Regions from separate parts of the Homo sapiens genome. Here all the other regions are linked to region 1. The links are chromatin contacts, found by Hi-C in ENCODE. All regions are on one chromosome and are shown on one strand. The core of a region is the stretch at or near the end of the contact, and the rest is flanking DNA. Distances in the headings are between cores, read along the strand shown. Region 1 holds the start of PCF11 (PCF11 cleavage and polyadenylation factor subunit). Region 2 has its middle 25 kb from the start of LINC02695. Region 3 holds the start of LINC02728 (long intergenic non-protein coding RNA 2728).

Region 1 (2,700 bases), core at 75-2,574:
GCTGTCACCAGCCTGGAGTACAGTGGCGTGATCTCGGCTCACTGCAACCTCCACCTCCCGGGTTCAAGCGGTTCTCCTGCCTCTGCCTCCCGAGTAGCTGGGACTACTATAGGCGCACGCCACCACGCCCAGCTAATTTTTGTATTTTTAGTAGAGACGGGGTTTCACCATGTTGGCCAGGGTGGTCTCGATCTCTTGATCTCGTGATCCGCCCGCCTCGGCCTCCCAAAGTGCTGGGATTACAGGCGTGAGCCACCGCGCCCAGCCCGTAATTGACACATTTTAAAAGCTTATATTTAGGTCAATATCGCTACTCAATGAAAAAATTACGTTTGGTTTGTGTTATGTCGCAGCTCCACGGTGAACTATTTGAAAGCTTTGTGTGTTTTACGAGCATCATTTCCAACCTGGGAAGACAGCCCCACAAGTTTAAAACAAAAGTGCATGCGCGTGTGTGTTTTCCTACGTGCCCCAAATAGTGTATGCTAAGGAGGTTCTGAAATGCAGATTCACAGTGGAGATATTACGGTCCAGCTGGGTGTGGCTGTTGTGAAAAACTCTTCCTAGAGCTCATAGTGGGCTCCTTAAAGAGCTCCTCCAAACCCCCAAGGAAAAAGCCTTTCACACTTAATCTCTAAATAAAAGGCATTTTCCTGGGGATTCAAGTCAGGCAAGCTCGCCTAGGTATTTTTGTGGGTGTGGGAAGCGGCGTGCTGGAAGAAACTCTCCAGCAGTGCTTTCCGAAGTTCCGGGTAAATTGGGCACCTCCCTCCCACTTCCCAGTTCCCAGAGGGGCAGCTGGACCCGCCCTGGCTCTCCAGAGCACCTGAGACGCTAAGGGAGAGGGGGTGCGGCGGCAGAAAGCCTCCGCTCCCTCCAACCCCCGCTCCCTCCAACCCCCACCGTCGGTAGCAGCTACGGGGCAGGCGGGAGGAAAGATGATTGACAGGCCCGCTCAGTGGCTGGGAAGCTAGAGGGAGGGACGAAGAGGGGACGGCTGAGTCTTCTTCTCAAAGTGGTTGGGTTGGGCCGCGGGAACTGCCTTCCCAGGCCTATTGGCTTCCCTGAATGGGTTGTTATGGTAACAAATGACCGAACAGTCCCTTATGAATCGGCCAATGAGAAGGGCCGTCTTTTCCAGTGCGCCTCCGAGCAGTAGATGTTGCGAAAGTCCGGGTAGAGGCCGGAGAAGAAGGCGGTGCCAGGGCGTCCTGCGGAAGGGCCGGGGGCGGGGCTCGTGACGTTGCCGGGACAGCCAATCACGCCTGGTTTTATCAGTGGCCCCGCCCTTTTACCGCACATTTCCCCTCCCCTAGTTCATTTCGCACGACGCAGCGGTTGGGAACACAGACATTTTCGGAGCTGGAGCCGCCACTGCCGCCGCCATTTTGTGTCTGTGGAGAAAGAAGCTTCTGTGGCGGCTGGAAGTGGACGGAGATCACCCGCGAGACGGCGGCGTTTCATACCCGAGGTTCCCCCTGTGTCGTCCCCCATCCCCCCTCCGCGGTCAGCATGTGGTGAAGCCGGAGCCGCGAGAGAGCCGGGGAGAGGAAGAGGAGTCGGAAGGGAGGCGGGGTATCCAGAGCGGCTTCAGCTTCAGCTGCAGCGGACCTCGGAGGGGGGCCGCGGCGCAATGTCAGAGCAGACGCCGGCCGAGGCCGGTGCTGCGGGGGCCCGGGAGGACGCCTGTCGGGATTATCAGTCATCGCTCGAAGACCTGACCTTCAATAGCAAGCCGCACATCAATATGCTGACCATTCTAGCCGAGGAGAACCTGCCCTTCGCCAAGGAGATCGTCTCTCTCATCGAGGCCCAAACCGCCAAGGTTTTTATACACCCCGCAGCCTCCTATTACTTCTAATACTCCCTGATTTTAGTGTCAGCCTCATCCCAGGTCTCGCTTCCATCCCAAGGGGGACAGTGTTCCTTCTCTCCAACCCCCCCACCCCCCTCCAACTCAGGCTCGGTCTTTGGCCCAGGCTTCGAGCATGGGCCTCTGGGGGGGAGGGAGTGGGGAGGATAAAGGGTGGAGTCCCACTTCCGCTTTCCAACTCCCTTTTTAGGCCACCGCATTGTATATCCCGACACACACACGCTTTGAATAGAGCCCTTTGGGGTGGGGGAGACTTAAAGGCAGTTTGTGGTTTGGGGAAGTAAGAGTTAACATAAGCCATTTTAATTCCCTGGGAAGTGGGAGAGTGGGTCTCCCATTTTCCCCAAGCACCCTTTTTGGTAATTGTGTTCTGTGGGTTGGAAGGAGGTGAAGGGGGACCTGGGAGCGAGCTGTTGGTGGGTGGGAATAGGGATTTGGCCCCGAGTGGAGCAGCCGCCTGTTAGGAGCCCAACATGGCGCCTGAAAAGCACATGATGCGAAAGGGAAGAGAGGAGAATCCATTCCCTGCCAGCCAGGCAGCTGCTCACTCCCGTCAGCCCCATTTTGGGGTGGGGGCGGCTAGATAAAACTTTTATTCTCCTATTGGAGGGTCTAATTTGTCCCAAAATAGGGGCAAGTGGGGTTGAGGGTGGGGTTTGGGTGGGGGGAGGAGATCTTATCCAACCTGTAGGTGGAGAACTGGCCCAGAGGGTAACAAGTACTTGCAGTTTCTCTGAAAAGTTCAGTCCCTCCTCCTCTTCCTTTTCTCTTTTTCTCCCTTCCCTGATAGCGAAGGAGTGTTTTTCTTTACCCCTTGACAGAAGTGG
Region 2 (2,700 bases), core at 127-2,626, 3.1 Mb after region 1:
AGGTCGAGGCTGCAGTGAGCCATGATCGTAGCTACTGTACTCCAGCCTGTGTGACAGAGCAAGACCCTGCCTTTAAATAATAAATAAATAGAATAAAATAGGAGATATTAGAAATTAGAAGTATGTAAATGATAGGATAAGAAGTTATTGTGTTAGAACCCATAGGCCTTCATATTAAATTATTTTAATATCAGATGGCATGCTAGAATAATAATGTGACTCCTATAACTGGAACCATAGAATAGAATTTTTTAAATGCTCTCTGAATGTATAAAGAAAAAATAAGATTTAATTGTGACATTCTGACACCCACATGCTAGGGTAAGTTCAACACCTGTGCAGGCTGCCTTCCCTCCCAGACAGTTGTGTCTGAACACCACCGTGGACTAAAACTAACAAAACTAACAATTTATGATATTGGCACCCTTCTTCCCTATGTCATTCACAGGTCTGCTTCATTCCTACGGATTAAACACCTCTCCAGGATCCTAGATTCAAGCCATTGCTTCTCGCATTTCCACCTTCTCACTCCTAAATTAAATGAGGGCTGGCTCTGTCCAAGAACACAATCTTTACTTTGTAGAGAAGGTATCTACCTCACAATTGGCTTTGCATTTCTCCAAATTCCAGACTTCTGCTGGCAGGATGTTCTAGTCCCAAAAGTGACTCCTGGCGAGGCCAGATTCTGTTCCCACCATAAGGGATGGAGCCTCACAAATATGCAGCTATGTGCCTTTGTAGTCTCAGCCTCTCAAGAGTACATTTTCTTTAGAAATAGTTATCCATCTCTGCCTGTTGGTAATCACTAATTAAAGGTTTGGGTAAGATTTCCTCGCAGCAAGAATCCTGCTATGAATTTCCTTCCTCCTAAATCTTAGTCCCTTGCGAGACCACACCAGATGCCAATCTTGTACAATTAGGAGGTGGATTCAGAATCTGCCAGGATTCTGAATCCTGCATGTGACTGCACAAGCTTCTCATCCAACACATACACAGAGGACGCTGGACAAACGCCTATGCTTTGCTGCCAGTTCATGCTGGGCTCCAAACCCTATCAGATCTCTTGCCTCAGCAGCTGGACTGAACAAAGTGGACTCCCTGAGGTTACTTTTGCCCTCCTGACTTGAGAACGTCCCAGACACCAATCCCAAGGCAGTGAAGAGATGAAAAGATGAAAGCATTACAAGAGTTAACAAAAGCCGAGTCGCCAGAGGTCACTGACGGGGAAAGTCTCTCAGCCCACTTCTGTTTATAACCACTTTATTCCTTCAACAGAATCCCCTGCAGAATCATTTCTCTAAAACCTCCATCTATATCTGAAATCCCCATTTTGTCCTGGAGTCTCTTCAGAGATCTTTTTTCTTTGGAAGGAAGGACGGAAGCCTTGAGCACCCCCTGGAGGTAGGCGTGTGCTAGTAAGCGTCTCCTTGGACTGTGGTTCTTTTTGTACCAGTTGGTAGTAGCTTTCGTACCAGTTCGTTGATACTTTTGTCACCTGGATTGCTGACTTTCGCTGGTTTCCAGTGCTGCCTCTAGGTGACCTATCTACAACTTCTATGACAGCTGACTGTCATAGGGGCTTCCACCTTCTTTGTATTCTAGCCTTGATAAGGGGAAGGATCCCTTGCCCTGCTGCAGAAATAAAACAGCCTGTTTCTCAGCCTTGTCCTCCATTTTCTCCTGTAAGACAGTTTGTTACTCATACAATTCTACTTGACATCTCTCCAACTTGCGTTGCTCCCTTCTTCTGTATCCTTATTACTGCTCTTCAATTTGTGTAAAATTATTGTCCTACCTTCAGCCCTTATCCTTATGAAAACCTTTTCCATTCTTTAAAAGCCCAGTTCACTGGCCACTTTCCCCACACCTACCTCTGAAATCCTGTAAAACTTATTTACAAAGTTCTTATCATACACTGCCTTGTATTTTAGTTATATCTGTATATATTATCTTACTGTATCCAACCAATTACCCAGCACGGTGTCTAAGATGCAGTATTCAGTTAATAATCATTAGATAAAAGTTGAATTAAGTTGTTGAGGGCTGTTTTCAAACACCCAATTTTCTAAGAATAGAGAAAACATTACTGTTAAAGATGAAAAAATACAAAGAAAGGAAGAAATAGAAGAAAGAGATGGGGCAGACAGAGATACAGGAAAGAATGGTGACTATGTAACTATAAGTCATGACGAATTCTCTCCTGAGAATACCAGTATGTTATAGAAAGAACACTGACTAAGTGTCAGAAAACTCAGCTCAAGTCCCATTTGGTTTTTAATGAACTGAATGATCACTAACCTACTCTCTGGGCCTCAGCGTTTTCTCTAAAGAACCAAAGCAGTGGGTTATATGACCTCTGAAGTTTATTACCATGTTGACATTGTATGACCATCTCTCTATTCAAGCATAGTGGTAGGATGGCGCTCAGATTGCACCTGTCACAGAGACTGGCATACTATGTGTGCTAATAAGTGCCAGTTCCTCTTTTCTTCGCACATAATGGAAATATTCTGCAACATTCTCAATTTTAATAAGGAGAAAAGTTCATCTTTATCCATTGAGGATAACATGGTAAAAGAGAATTGTACTACGTATTTAATTTAATTTTATGGAAGAATTTTTCAGTGGTTAAGTCTATTTTTAATTCCAGGTCTTGCCATATGCTGTTTCAAGGGGAAGCTTCTATTCTACAACAAACTA
Region 3 (2,700 bases), core at 42-2,541, 4.7 Mb before region 1:
TAAAAGTTGAGAGGTGTGGTAGTTTCTACACTGCAAGGGTTCCAAGGGGTATCACTGCAGGCTGGCCTTCCCATCCTTGATAGAGACACATAAAAACCAGCTCAAGCATGCAGAGAAAACAGGTAACTTCTTCAATGAGCAGATTTGTATAATTATTACTTACCGTTTAGTGTAAAAATATTAAAATCTCACTGCAGGTTTCTCAGTACAGAATTAAAATACTTACACTAGAATTACTCAGGGTGACTGTTTAAAACAATGTAAATTGTGAGCTAGTTCCATCACAGACCTACTGAATCAGATCTTCTGGTGGGAGTAAGATAATGTGAATTTTTAATACGCTCCGCAGTGATTCACATACACAGTAAACTTTGACAAGACTGTACAGAATGGGAGTCTCTGAGAGCAGGGAGTATGTCCTATTTGTCTCAGCACTCATAGAATCTAGCACGGGGATTGGGAGAGTGAGAGCTCAATAAAAGTTTATTGAACTAAACTGAATACACCTAATATACCTAAGAGTCTTTAAAGCAAAAGTCACTCAATTCCACTACCCTGTAATCCATTTTTTCCATATTCTAGTCTATGTACACAGGTTTTACACTGTTGTAATTGCAAACTCACCATTTTAGATTGTATTTTTCAATATATTTTCTCTTACAATTTTTAATGGCTGTAAAACATTCCACCCAACATGAATAAGTATCTCTGTTCATATAGATTTTGAGTTTTGAAAAGGTTTTCCTTAGGGGACCTTACATTTGTGCAGTGCTTGTCAGTTTATGAAACCCTTTCACACAATCTTCATTGCTTTCACAACACTCTGTAAGATAAGCATTATCCTCATTTTGCAGCTGGGTATACAGACTCAAAGATTAATTAACTTGCTCAAGCTTCTACACCTAGTAAGTGGAATGTCAGATTAAACCAGGATCTTCTCACTATGCATTTAATGCCCTTTCCAAGGCACCAAATAATTGGACCCAACAGTTTCCTGATGCAAAAACCTGTAATTTAAAATGTGGCAGATGGAAATTACATTTAAAGAGAACATTGGTCAGCTATATCCTAACTATATAGGAATCAGCTCCTGCCTCTTGGGGTATGGCAAAGAAAATGCATATATTAGTTGACAACTTCTGTGTAAGAACTTACTGTTCTTCAGCAATGCCTCATAACGCTGTCTGTATACGATCCAAGCCCATTTCTGCAATCCTCACATGAAGGGAGTTGGGACTGTCCCTGAACACTCTGACACTGTAATTAAAGTTCTTCGGCAACCACCACAGGCTGTAAGGCAGATAGGAAGGAGGCAGTGGAGACTTGAAAGCTCTTCTAAGATTGGTATCACAGGAAACTTGGGTAGCAGCTGAGTGAACAGGAGAGGGAAGCTTTTATGTACCAATAGAAATGCCCATTATAAGGACACACGACCTGATGAATAACAGAGGGGTGCAGCACTTCAGGGAAGGACAGACAGTCCACCTGAGCAGTTAGAGGTTCTATACTGGAAAACAGGAGGAGTTGTGTTTCTATTTTATTCCATTTGCATGATACAGAGAGACAGGTTTCCTTATTCTCAGGTAGAAGTTTCTAACAACCAGAGCTCTCTGAGGAGAGAAAAACTTCTTGGCTGGGTGTGGTGGCTCAAACTTGTAATCCCAGCACTTTGGGAGGCTGAGGGAAGCGGACTACTTGAGCCCATGAGTTTAAGACCAGCCTGGGCAACAAAGTGAGACCCTGTCTCTATAAAAAATTAGCTAGATGTGGTGGCACATACCTGTGATCCCAGCTACATGGGAGGCTGAGGATTGCTTGGGCCCAGGAGGTCGAGGCTGCATTGAGCCATGTACACATCACTGCACTTAAGCCTGAGCGACAAAGCAAGACCGTTTCCAAAAAATAAGGCTAGGCACAGTGGCTCATGCCTGTAATCCCTGCCCTTTCAGAGGCCAAAGTGGGAGGACTGCTTGAGCCCAGGAGTTCAAGACCAGCCTGGGCAACATGGCAAAACCCTGTCTCTACAAAAAATACAAAAATTAGCTGGGTGTGGTGGCTTGTGCCTGTGGTCCCAGCTACGTGGGAGGCTGAGGCAGAAGGATCACTTGAGCCTGGGAGGCTGAGGCTGCAGTGAGCTGTGATCACGTCACTGCACTCTAGCCTGAGTGAGAGAGTAAGACCCTGTCTCTAAATAAATAAATAAATAAATAAATAAATAAAAGATCTCTATTAAGATAGTGAGTTCCTATTCAGTGAAGCTACAATAGGTAAATTACTAGGAATCAGGAGAAATACAGAGGGGAGTAGTTCATATATCATAAACGGGAAGAATTATCTTCTTTCCAAGATTTTTCAAAACTAGGTTCCTAGGAAAATGGCAAACCAGCAATTCTTATTGAGCTAGTGTGTAGAGAAAGTTATGAATCAAAGAATCACAGTTGTAGATGGCTCAGGTTCGGCAAAATACAGTTCCAGCTGTGTACATGGGCACCTGTTGCAGAAAAAAAACCTTTGTTACACAGGCTCACCATGTATCTATTTTCAGATTATTACCTTGAAAAATCAAAGGTCTGTGACTTCGAGGAAGATATTAATAATTCCTATCAAAGTTTCTTTCATGTATCTTTCTATCCACAATTCAAAGATGATCCTAAAAGGAAGGTGGCAAATGTGAGTATAAACTGATAACAAATTGAGGCA

The links. A loop is a pair of places that touch in the nucleus more often than their neighbours do. Pooled maps may share reads with other maps.
Region 2: a loop to region 1 is called in a pooled map, with 4 times the contacts of the local background. The contact joins the enhancer-like site here to the promoter of PCF11 in region 1. A Hi-C loop is called at or near these places in 2 of 50 pooled maps.
Region 3: a loop to region 1 is called in a pooled map, with 6 times the contacts of the local background. The contact joins the promoter of LINC02728 here to the promoter of PCF11 in region 1. A Hi-C loop is called at or near these places in 8 of 50 pooled maps.

The regions. Positions count from the first base shown.
Region 1 is chr11:83,155,807-83,158,506 of GRCh38, forward strand. It overlaps PCF11 (PCF11 cleavage and polyadenylation factor subunit), which reads left to right and starts at 1,325. Exons shown (of 16, transcript NM_001346413.3): 1 at 1,325-1,825. The coding sequence starts at 1,634. RefSeq lists silencers at 901-980, 2,431-2,490 and enhancers at 1,181-1,230, 1,295-2,084, 1,381-1,630.
Region 2 is chr11:86,217,260-86,219,959 of GRCh38, forward strand. No RefSeq gene overlaps it. Among named protein-coding and RNA genes, the nearest start is that of LINC02695, 25 kb to the left of the region's middle. Within about 2 kb of position 1,377, at least 4 of the 41 ENCODE cell types and tissues checked have a DNase peak (open chromatin) inside an H3K27ac peak, as active enhancers do.
Region 3 is chr11:78,428,545-78,431,244 of GRCh38, forward strand. It overlaps LINC02728 (long intergenic non-protein coding RNA 2728), which reads right to left and starts at 1,292. Exons shown (of 4, transcript NR_120564.1): 1 at 1,156-1,292.